2 separate regions of the Mus musculus genome follow, and region 2 is linked to region 1. A link is a contact called in ENCODE POLR2A ChIA-PET data. All regions are on one chromosome and are shown on one strand. The core of a region is the stretch at or near the end of the contact, and the rest is flanking DNA. Distances in the headings are between cores, read along the strand shown. Region 1 holds the start of Pi4kb (phosphatidylinositol 4-kinase beta). Region 2 holds the start of Vps72 (vacuolar protein sorting 72).

What was found. ChIA-PET counts read pairs that join two places held with the same protein, here RNA polymerase II (POLR2A).
Region 2: POLR2A ChIA-PET joins it to region 1 with 10 read pairs in Patski. The contact joins the promoter of Vps72 here to the promoter of Pi4kb in region 1. POLR2A ChIA-PET finds 5 or more read pairs at or near these places in 2 of 5 experiments (Patski and embryonic stem cell).

What each region holds. Positions count from the first base shown.
Region 1 is chr3:94,971,320-94,976,970 of GRCm38, forward strand. It overlaps Pi4kb (phosphatidylinositol 4-kinase beta), which reads left to right and starts at 3,412. Exons shown (of 11, transcript NM_175356.3): 1 at 3,412-3,766. B230398E01Rik (a long non-coding RNA gene) reads right to left here. Exons shown (of 4, transcript XR_003954666.1): 2 at 4,030-5,651.
Region 2 is chr3:95,108,613-95,114,465 of GRCm38, forward strand. It overlaps Vps72 (vacuolar protein sorting 72), which reads left to right and starts at 2,430. Exons shown (of 6, transcript NM_009336.2): 1 at 2,430-2,602. The coding sequence starts at 2,486.

The DNA of each region.
Region 1 (5,651 bases), core at 2,162-4,661:
CTTTTAAAAAGTACACTTTCCCAAATAAGACATCAGTGAAATAATCACATTGTTTTACAACTTCGTAAATCTTCCTTATGTCCCACTAAATTCTCATATCTGCTCTGAACTCAAGCTGACTGCTGTATCAACATGTGTGAATTTTTTTCCCTGTGGTATAAAAACGTTGGATACTTAGAATGCAAAGGTAAATCTTTCCCTTCCTATAGGATGGCAGTTCTCAACCTGGGGGTCTCAACCTCTTTGGCAAACCTCTGTCTCCAAAAATACTTACACTGCGACTCATTACAGTAGCAGAACTAGTTATGAAGTAACAACGAAATAATTTTATAGTTGGAGTTCCCACAACATGAGGAACTATATTAAAGGGTCAAAGCATTAGGAAGGTTGAGGACCACTTCCTTAGGAGCTAGTCTAGATAAAAATTAGGCCTCTAATCCTAGCTACTTGGGAGGCTGAGACAGGGTTGCAGATTGAGAACCTGCCTGGGCAACTTACTGAAAACCTAGATCACAAAAGGGAGCAGGGCCTGGATAGGGCCCAGTGGAATAGCACTTGCTTAGCATGCATAAGACTCTAGATTCAATCATGAACACAGCAGAAACAAATGACAATGTCAAAATACAGGCAGAAAAAAAAGCTGCGATGTATGTAGTAATGAGTAAACCAAACACCCAGACTCTCCAGATAAAAGCAGGAAGACAGAGCCACAAATGCAAAGACATTTATGACTGAGCTGACAGGATTTCTCTGTGTAGCCCTGGCTATCCTGGACTCATTCTGTAGACCAGGCTGGTCTCGAACTCAGAAATTCACCTGCCTCTGCCTCCCAAGTGCTGGGATTAAAGGTGTGCACCACCACCACCTGGCCAGAAATTTTGAAGTAGACTTTTTACTTACCTATGATTTAATTCTATGTCGGTATGTAAATGAGGGAATGGCCTCATGTGATTAAGAATTACCATTGGCGGGCTGGTGAGATGGCTCAGTGGGTAAGAGCACCCGACTGCTCTTCCGAAGGTCCGAAGTTCAAATCCCAGCAACCACATGGTGGCTCACAACCACCCGTAATGAGACCTGATGCCCTCTTCTGGAGTGTCTGAAGACAGCTACAGTGTACTTAGATATAATAAATAAATAAATCTTAAAAAAAAAGAAAAAAAGAAAAAAAGAATTACCATTGGCTGGGCTTTGGTGGCGCATGCCTTTAATCCCAACACTTGGGAGGCAGAGACAGTAGAATCTCTTGAGTTTGAGGCCAGCCTGGTCTACATAGTGGGTTCCAGGACAGCCAGGGCAATGTAGAGAGATATCTTGTCTCCAAATAAACAAAGCCTACTTTTGCAGCACCATGGAATCCCAGGTCTTGGAGGAACCTGTAACATTTTAAACTCTAGGCTACCACAAGGTCACCACCTCTTGATACAGCTGGTTGGAAGCTAGCCAAGAACTGTGGGTCCTATCAAGTGGAATGGGGATCACCTAGCCGAGACCCACAGGGACAGAGTGAAACTCTCTTTGGCACCCTGTCGCTCTTCTTTGCTTATCTTCCATCACTGCCCCTCACCCCCAGCCTAGTTTATCTGTTTGCCCTGTCCTGATGATCGGAAAAGATTCCCATTTCTATTATTCAGCACACATTGTCTTCTTCCCTCTCAGAATGTTCTTTCCCTTTTATCCCACTGTATACTAGGTTCTGCCTTGCAATATTCACAAAAAGTCTTCCACTGTCCACCATATACTATGCAGCCAGGCCTTCTGTGCAGATTTAACAAGGGTCTGCCCCTTGCCTCCAGCAAACAAGAACTCCATTTGTTCTACTTCTGTGCCTGCTGCAGATTTTATGCAGGCATTTCAAGCTGTAGCTTCAAAATAAATTTAAAAAGTAAAATCTCAATCTTACCTCTATGAATGTTTTTCTGTCGTGTATGTATGTATCCAGTACCCACAGAGGTCAGAAGATGGCATTGGACCCCCTGGGAGTGAACCGGGGTCCTCTGCAAGAGCAACAGTACTAAACCACTGAGCCAAATTCTCAGCCCTTTGTCTTCAGCTTTAGCTTTTTATCTGCCTCCCAGTTAAATACGGAAGCAGGGGCATGGTTCACTCACCATTTGTCTGTTTCAATAACAGACATGTAGTACTATAACCCATACTTTCTTGATCCCCTCCCCCAAACCTTAGAAAATGTTATTACATCAGATACTACTGTTGTTAATGTAGTGCTATAATAATATTGTCAATATTATTATACAGAAGTTGAGGGTTAGTCCAGCTTGGGGGCATGTGGATATATTCCCACATGTTCCACAGGCCAGTGGCTTGAGCCAAGGAATATCACAAGCAGCCTGGGAAAAATAGACTGTCTCTAAAAAGGGAAAGAGGATAGGAAGGAAGCTAGAGAAGAAAGGGAAAGAAAAAAAAAGGAAACAAAGATCTCAAATCAGCTTATAAGTGCAATGAAGATGTCACCCAAGAGCTAGGCTCAACCCGTAGAATATTAAGAACCTACCCGCCTGCAGTGGTGGCACACGTCTTTAGGCGTAGCACTTGGGAAGCAGAGGTCGACAGATTTCTAAGTTCAAGGCCAGCCTGGTCTACACAGTGAGTTCCAGGACAGCCAGGGCTACACAGAGAAACCCTGTCAAACAAACCTACCCTTACAAGGGGCCTAAGATACTAAGAAAAGTCCCAGGAAAAGCGTTGGGACAGTGATTGTGGGGGGGGGGGGAGGGGTCTATGAGGCCTGTCTCACATGATTTTGTAGCCTTCGGAAAAGGAATAAGCCAAACTTTTGTCATTTCACTCACTTTTCCTAAGCTGGCTTGTCCAGCCTCTGTTAAGGCTTTGGCAGCTGGGGTGACCTTGGAAGCAGCACCTTGTCCCAGAGTGATGGTGCGAAACAGTGAAAGATTGAGGCGGTTGGACTGGGCCATTCCTGAAGCTATAGGGGCAAACTCATGGCATCATCCTTAAAGATGAGTAGGAAGAGGGAAATGAAGGTGATTGTACTCCTTTTTTCGTCCCTTCTCTTTCTTGTCTGTTTTCTGGCCCTCCTGCATGGGTCCTACCGGCTGACTTACGAAAGAAATCCCGTAGGATAGGAGAGGGAGAAAAAAGCCACTGGTGGCAGTTACGGTAACTCAGTGGTTTACGCAAATGAATAGTTTATATATAATTTGCATGTTCATACACTTTTGGAAGTACATAAAATATCGGTACCTCCACGTCCCTCCACTGATCTTACCCACGCTACTTCCCTCTCGGCTTCCTTAGTAAAGCCTGTCTCTTAGGCCCGCCCTCAAACACAGGGCCCGCCTTCCCCCGTAAGCCCCTCCTCCCTGCCCCCCCTCCCTAGCTTCCAAAAGCTCTTCCCCGCCCCCTTTTCCTTTCTGAACAGGCGTGAGTCGGGCAGCTCACTCGACTCAGATTACGATGGCATCAGTAGTGTCCTGACACCGGGAAGCAGGAAAGCAATCTCCCGGAAGAAAGGCTCGGGCCCAGGGGACTCTTACATCGGAACCCGCCAAGGAATTGTTATTTTGTGTCCTGCTAGTGGGGTCCGGTCCAACTTGAAGTTGCGTGAAGGCCCCTTCAGGCGGCGCCGCGGGCAGCCCCGCAGCCGGGGCCTGGAGCAGCCGCCGCGGCCGCTGTCAGGGAAGCGCAGGCGGCCAATGGAACCCGGGAGCGGCCGCTGCTGCTGAGGCGGCGGTGTCGGCAGTCCGACCCCGACCGCCTGCACCCCCTCCGCGAGGGTTCCCCGGAGGTAAGCGGCTCCTCCCCCGTGAGTCGCCTTTGCCTGTGTGTGTGTGTGGGGGGGTCCTTCTGCCACCCTGTCCCGCCCAGCCTACCGCGACCTGGGTTCGACTACAAAACTGCCCCCCTGGTGGCAGCTGCACCCCGAGGTCCTTCACCCTTTCCTCTCGGGCCCGGGGTAGTCTTCTCTGCTTTCTGGCTTCCTCTTCAGTTTAGCCCCTCCCTCTGCCCCGTGGATTCCACCTCCCCACCAGCAGGACACACACTTCGTACCTCTGTTGCCTCTGTTCCGTAACTATCTTCCTAAGTCGTGAACCTTTTCCACATTTGACCCCTTCTACAATATCATCCATGTTTGCCTTCCTCGCCGTTTGTGTTTCTGCTCACAAGCCTCTTCCATGGACTCCGCCTTTATCCCTTTTCCTATTTTGCCCCACTCTTCCGAGTCTGTGCAATCTCAGCACAGAGTTCTCATTTCCCTCAGCTACAGATTGTATCCCTCTCTTCTGCTTCCAATTCCATGACCTCACCATGACCCACTCCCCCAGCTCCTGACTTCCAAGAATTGCCTATTCCCTTCTCCTTAAAGGATCTCAGACTACTGTCATCATACCCAGATACCATCCACTTTGACCTTAGTCCTCAACCCCTCTCTAGGGTGCCTGATGATACCTGAAGCTGTCTTTGGCTTCTCTTTCCCCTTTCTCAATCTCCAGCCCTCTGGAGGGCTTCCCGTAGGAGAAAGCTCTGCCGTGAACACCCCTACAGATAGTGATTTCCAACTTTTGACATTCTCTCCAGGGATTTCCAACTTTTGACATTCTCTCCAGGATTCGGCTGATGTTTGTCTCCCTCGGCTCTGTTTTCCCTGTGGTCTTTAAGTGTTCTCTATCATGCCTTTTATCTCCACATATGATTTCAGATCAGCTAAAGCTTGAACTAAGAAGATGTGAGAGGATGGGGAGCCACAGTTGTCTCAAGCTTTTCTGGACAGATGTGTGTTTCTGAAGGATGAAGCAACTTTTAAAGAAGTCTATCAATCAGATTACATTTTGTTGAGTGTTTAAGAGCAACCACTAGGAAAGATGCTCAGAAACTGAGCATGGAAACTGAATGAAGTTGTGAGAAATTTTGCTTTAGATTACTTTAGGATTTCTGTTAGATCACAGAATCTCCTACTCCTGTCTAGACCTAAGAGGAACCATTATTTTCCTGACTGAAGCTTAGTGGACTACTGTTGGTTAGTTTCATAAGCATTTGGACCTAAGGTGAAGTTGTGTTTGTGTGTGTGTGTCTGGGGTTGGGGCTGATTGGGAAAAGGAACATAAGACAGTGTAAAGAGATGTATACTCAGAGTCAGGGCCCCTTGGTTCAGCTTGTAACTTCCTCACTTGAACTCTAGAATGGTCTTTTGAGAAAATGGCCCATTCTGCAAGCACCAGTACTGTAATAGGCTAATAACAGGATGTCTGTTGGGGGAAGAATTGTACTTTTTTAACTTATAAAACACTACAGGTGTCAGATGAGAGGTATTTATTGCTAGTGGCTTTGCCATCTTGAGAATTCTCTTTTATTTTGATATTTTGATCTCTCTGATCTCTGACTATGAGTATAAAGTCAGTTTGAAATACAAGCTCTTGCTTGGCCTGCTGCTTCTCAACTCTTTCTTCCACTACATTAAGTCGTTGACCATCTGTGCCTTTTTTTTTCTGTACCTGATTCATAACTCCAGATTCTGTGGTCAGAAAGTGTGTTTGTAGAAAGGCCTTTGTAAAAGAACCTTGGTAGCCGGGCGGTGGTGGCGCATACCTTTAATCCCAGCACTTGGGAGGCAGAGGCAGGCAGATTTCTGAGTTTGAGGCCAACCTGGTCTATAGAGTGAGTTCCAAGACAGC
Region 2 (5,853 bases), core at 1,180-3,679, 140 kb after region 1:
ATAAGGCAGTTAAAAACAGAATTATCTCCCTATAGTTTGTATTTCAGTTCTGAAAGAAAAATTAAAAAAAAAAAACATCTTAAGCTTCCTAGGGGCCTTTGTCTCTACATCGCCCAGGAAATGGCCACTGTCACAGCCCCACCTTGTGTTATCCGCTTATGTGTGTAACTCCCTCATAAGATGATACTTTTTAGAGCAAAGATGATGGCTTTTCATTTTTACAGTTCAAGAATGTAGACTATTGCCAGGCGGTGGTGGTGCATGTCTTTAATCCCAGCACTTGGGAGGCAGAGGCAGGTGGATTTCTGAGTTCCAGGCCAGCCTGGTCTACAGAGTGAGTTCCAGGACAGCCAGGGATATACACAGAGAAACCCAGTCTCAAAAAAAACAAAATAATAAATAATAATAATACACTATCTTTAAACATCTGGGCATGGTGGCACAGTATCTTTAAACATCTGGGCATGGTGGCACACTATCTTTAAACATCTGAGCATGGTAGCACACGCCTGAGGTTCCAGCTCCACAGATAGCTAAGATCCCTTAACTTGTTCCCTTGAGTTTTCTTCCCTTGAGTTTTCTTCCCTTTTTCTCCCCCGCCCCCAAATCTTGATTTCCAAAAGAGCCTGGACGATAGGCAAAATATAGCATACCTTTATCTCAGGGGTAAATGTAACCGAAAGGAGGGCTTGGAATGTTTAGGAAGCAGGTATCCTACCCCTCTGTCTCTCTGCCCCAGCTCTTACTCAGTCCCAAGGTGTCCTCTGAGTCACAGGGTTACTCTTCCCTAGTGACATTCCTAGCATAGCAGAACTGGGGTGACTGGGCAAGGTGTGGGAGCTGGGGCAGAGAAGAACGCTGTGGCTTGGTGCTCCTGAGGAAATGGCAAAGGGAGTTCACCAATACATACTTTCAGAAGGGAGGCAATCTGGTGACCTCAAAGAAGGGCCACCCATTCGGTTGTCAGTGCATGTAAGTGTGCTTTATCAAAGCACCTTTTGGGGATAGGGGTGTAGTTCAGAATTAGAGAACTTACCTATCTTATACACTACTCTGAATTTAATCCTTGGCATTAGAAAAAAAAAACAGAAACAAAAATAAAACCAAAAAACAGTAAAAGAATGAATACCTTCTTCATTTAGTCTTTCATTGTTTACCTAAACCTAGCCTATTGCAGGCATTCACATTCGTAGTATAGACAGATACAATCCTTGGCCTCACTTGGGATGTACCTTTGTAGTAGAATGCTTTTCTAGAGTTCCTGAGACCTTGGGTTCCATTCCCAGCAAAGAGGGGGAAACACACACACACACACACACACACACACTCCAAAACAAAAACAAAAACAAACTCTTCCCTTAACCTAGTAGCATGAAACACGGAGAAGACCATAGCAGACCAGTCTATGAGACTGGCAAGCTTGGAGTACATAGAGAACCAGTCTCCAAAACCAAAACTCAGCAGATAGAGGAGCCTGCCATCAAGCCTGGTGACCTGACTTTGACCCCAGATTCCACACAGTAAACGTGGAGAGCCAGTTCCTGCACATTTGTCTTCTGACCTCCACACCAGTGCAGTGGTACATGCTCACACACATGAACACAAACACATAGTTAAAAAAAAAAGTCATACAATTTTTAAAAAGATTTATTTATTTATTTTATGTATATGAGTACACTGTAGCTGTCTTCAGAAACACCAGAAGAGGACATCAGATCCCATTACAGATGGTTGTGAGCCACCATGTGGTTGCTGGAAATTGAATTCACTCAGGATCTCTGAAAGAGCTGTCGGTGCCCTCTCCCAGTGTGTCTGAAGACAACAATAGTGTACTCATATTAAATAAATAAATAAGTACATACATACATACATACTTTTTTTTTTTGAGACAGCTTTTCTCTGTATAGCCCTGGCCGTCCTGGAACTCACTCTGTAGACCAGGCTGGCCTTGAGCTCAGAAATCCACCTGCCTCTGCCTCCCAAGAGCTGGGATTAAAGGCGTGCGCCACCACTGCCTAGCATAAATAAATCTTAAAAAAAAAAAAAAAGTAGGAGCGGAGAAGGGAAAGGAGTTTGCTATGAGGCAGGCCTACTTGGCGCACACCTTTAATTCCATCACCGGGAGGCAGAGGCAGGAAGATCTCTGAGTTCGAGGGCAGCTTGCTTTACACAGGTAGCTCCAGGCCAGCCAGGACTGTAAAGTGTGATCCTGTCTGTAGAAAAACAAACAAAATATCTAGGTAAGGAGGAGGAACCCTGGTACTGTGCCCTAGGCGCTGCCTATGAGTGGCCACAGCAGCCACCAGCCACAAAGAGACTTAAGGTGAAAATAACTAGGACCTCTCGACGCTCGGCTGCTTTTGCTTGCAGACGCTGAACTTCCGTCATTGACGGTCGCCCGCAGGTAATAGTGTCGAGTGCCGATCTGCGAGAACCCCGAGCTGGGCCAGGGGCTGAAGGCGGCAGCGCAGTCGCTGTAGGCGGTATGAGTTTGGCTGGGGGCCGGGCCCCACGGAAAACCGCTGGGAACCGGCTTTCTGGGCTCCTGGAAGCAGAGGAGGAAGATGAGTTCTACCAGACAACTTACGGGGGTTTCACCGAGGCAAGAGCCGGGCCCAGGAAGAGGGAAAGAGAGAGGCGAGGAGAAGGGAAAACCCTGGACAAAGAGGAAGGGGGCGGGGATTGAGAAAGGCTCGGAAAGGCGCTCCGGGCTGGACGGCGGAGTGGAGGGGACTTTGTGTGTGTGTGCGCGCGCGTGTGTATGTGCCTCTGTGTGCGTGTGTGTGTGCGCGCATGTGTGTTTGTGTCTGTGTCTTTGTCGGCTTTGCAATTTTCTTCGGAGTGTGTGTGTGTGTGTGTGTGTGTGTGTGTGTGTGTTTATCGGCTTTACAATTTTCTTGTACGCTCCTGGCTGGATGGCGGAGTCTGGAGGAGTGTGTGTGCGTATCAGTGTCTGTGTCTTTGTCGGCTTTGAAGTTTTCTCGTCCCGCTGCCGAGTTATTTACCAAAAGGAACCTGTCCAGAAACAAACTTAATTAGCACACTCTCCGCCGGGCGTGGTGGCGCACGCCTTTAATCCCAGCACTCGGGAGGCAGAGGCAGGCGGATTTCTGAGTTCGAGGCCAGCCTGGTCTACAAAGTGAGTTCCAGGACAGCCAGGGCTATACAGAGAAACCCTGTCTCGAAAAACCAAAAAAAAAAAAAACCAAAAAAAAAAAAAAAAAAACAAAAAAGTTAGCACACTCTCGTTTTCAGCTTTCAAATCATAGCTTACTGTTTTCTTAGGTGACCCTTTATCGACTAAGAGAATCCCCATTTATTTCCATCATAGAAACAAAATTTCAGTTTACAGTTAGATTTGGTTTATGTCTCATTTTCTGGTTGGTTTTAAGGTCTGTAACAGAATTCGGTCTTTTTTTTACAAACAAGGCTGACATTTGGCTAAATTTTTGTTAATAGAAGCTGTTCAGTGATTGAATATATGTTGTACAACCAGATCAGCATACTATATGTAATTAAATGGTTGTGGTGGATTCCTTGGAAACATTAAAAACTTCCCTGAGGATGGAAATATAGTTTGTAGCTCAGTAGTATATCACTAGCCTAGAAAATGAGTCCTAGATCCTGGATTACTGGCCCCTGGCAGTAAATAAAAACAAGCCCTACCTTGCAGGGCAACTGTCTGGGATCCTAGTCAGCTTAGATACTGTACGATAAAGACTTAAGTTCAAGATAACAGGTGAGAGGTTTGTGTTTTGTTTTTTAAATTGTATTATGTTTGTGTGTCTGCATATGGAGACCAGAGGCAACTTGTAGGAGTTCAGTCTCTCTTTTCATCATAGGAGCCCAAGGAAGCAAACTCAGGTGGTCAGGGTTATACAGCAAGCTCCTTTGCCCACAGAGCCACCCTGAAGGTCCCAGAGTTGTTAAAGACAGGCAGTGCTGGGGAAATAACATTTAAAATGAGGACATTTATAAAGAGCAGACCTTGGCTGGCTGAAGAGTCAGGGAGGAAAAGGAGGGCTCAGTTGGAAAGGCACTGAGGTCCTGGTGTGAAACCTATAGATATGGTTTTGTAGATTGCTATGGAGGATATAGGCCTGAGCTGGATTTGGTTTTGTTCTATGAGATAGGGTTTCTCTACATAGCTCTGACTGTCTTGAAACTCACTTGGAACTAGGTCAGTCTGGCCTCACAGAGGTCAACTTGCTTTAGGCCACCACGCTCAGCTTCTTTGCCTCCCAAGGGACTCTACTCCTGGCCTTATATAGATTTTGTTTGTTCACTTGCTTTTATTTTTAATTTATTTTTTATATTTTAGATTTGTTTATTTTTTATGTATGTTGTTGTTGGCTGCATGTCTGTCTGTGTGAGGGTGCCAGAGCCTCTGGGTCTAGAGTTACAAACACTGGTGAGCTGCCATGTGGGTGCTGGGATTTTGAACCAGTCCTCTGGAAGAATAGACAGTGTTCTTATCCATTGAGCAGTCTGGCCAGCCCTCCTTATACAGTTTTTATTTATTTTTTTGTTTGTTTGTTTTGTTTTTTTGTTTTGATTTTTTTCGAGACAGGGTTTCTCTGTGTAGCCCTGGCTGTCCTGGAACTCACTCTGTAGACCAGGATGGCCTCGAACTCAGAAATCCGCCTGCCTCTGCCTCCCAAGTGCTGGGATTAAAGGTGTGCGCCACCACTGCCCAGTTACATATAGTCTCAAAGCCTAGGTAGCCCTTCTGCCTCACACTCCTGAGTCCTGGAACTGTAGGTATTTGTCACCACCCTTGTATTCCCCCTTTCACCTCCCAGTCAGATTTTGTAAGCCATAGTGAAGCAATAGTAAGCAGTTTGACTTCTCATTTAAAGGTCTGAAATGAGGCATCAAAGTTCCATCATTAACTTTTTGGTTAAAAAGATTTCTCTAGTGCTGGTAGTCTTGGGGAGGTAGCACAGGAAGATGATCTCTGGTTCCAGGCCATCTTGACTGTGTTTCCAGTTCCATCTTGACTCAGCCTTACAGACAAACAAACCCTAATGAGTAAAGCCTAAAGAGGGCAAGGGCAGAAAAGAAATACGGACAAGGGCTGGACTGGGGAGGACACTGCTATTCCGGGGTAATTTGCTTAGCTTAGCTGGAGGTTCCAGCTCCCAGCACTACGGAATGGAGGTGGGTATGGGACAGTGTTAAGTAGGGTTGAAGGGAAGTTTTTGAAAAAGAGTGGACAGGACTTTATGACTAACTGGGAGCCACTATGTACACAGCTTTAATAAACTAGTTTAAAATAGATCTCTCTCATCCTTCCTCCAAGGTTCATTTCCTATTCCTGTCGTTTTATGAGTCGCTATTTAATACATGCACCTCATGCTTCCAGAAAGGATATATAAAAAGGCTTACAATGGAAACAAAAATTAGGAATAGTAAAAGTAGAAAAGGTGCCGAACAAAATGTATTTTATTAATGTGTGAAATTTTTAAATAATGAGTAAAATTATGTACATATTTTTAAATCAGAAGTAATTTTGCCGAGAATCCATGTTAAAATGGAAATAGCATTTGATGGCTGTGAGTTTCCTAGCAGTCAAACTAAATTTGTTATGACTGAAGTATACAGTATATTCAAGAAAGACAAATTGGGCTGGAGAGATGGCTCAAAGTTAAAAGAGTACTGACTGTTCTTCCAGAGATCCTGAGTTCAATTCCCAGAAACCACATGGTGACTCCTCATAATCATCTGTAATGGGATCTGATGCCCTCTTTGGGTATGTCTGAAGACAGCTACAGTGTACTCATATAAATAAATCTTTTTTTTTTTTAAGGATTTAAAAAAAAAAGTCAAATTTATTTAGCATTAAATTCCAGG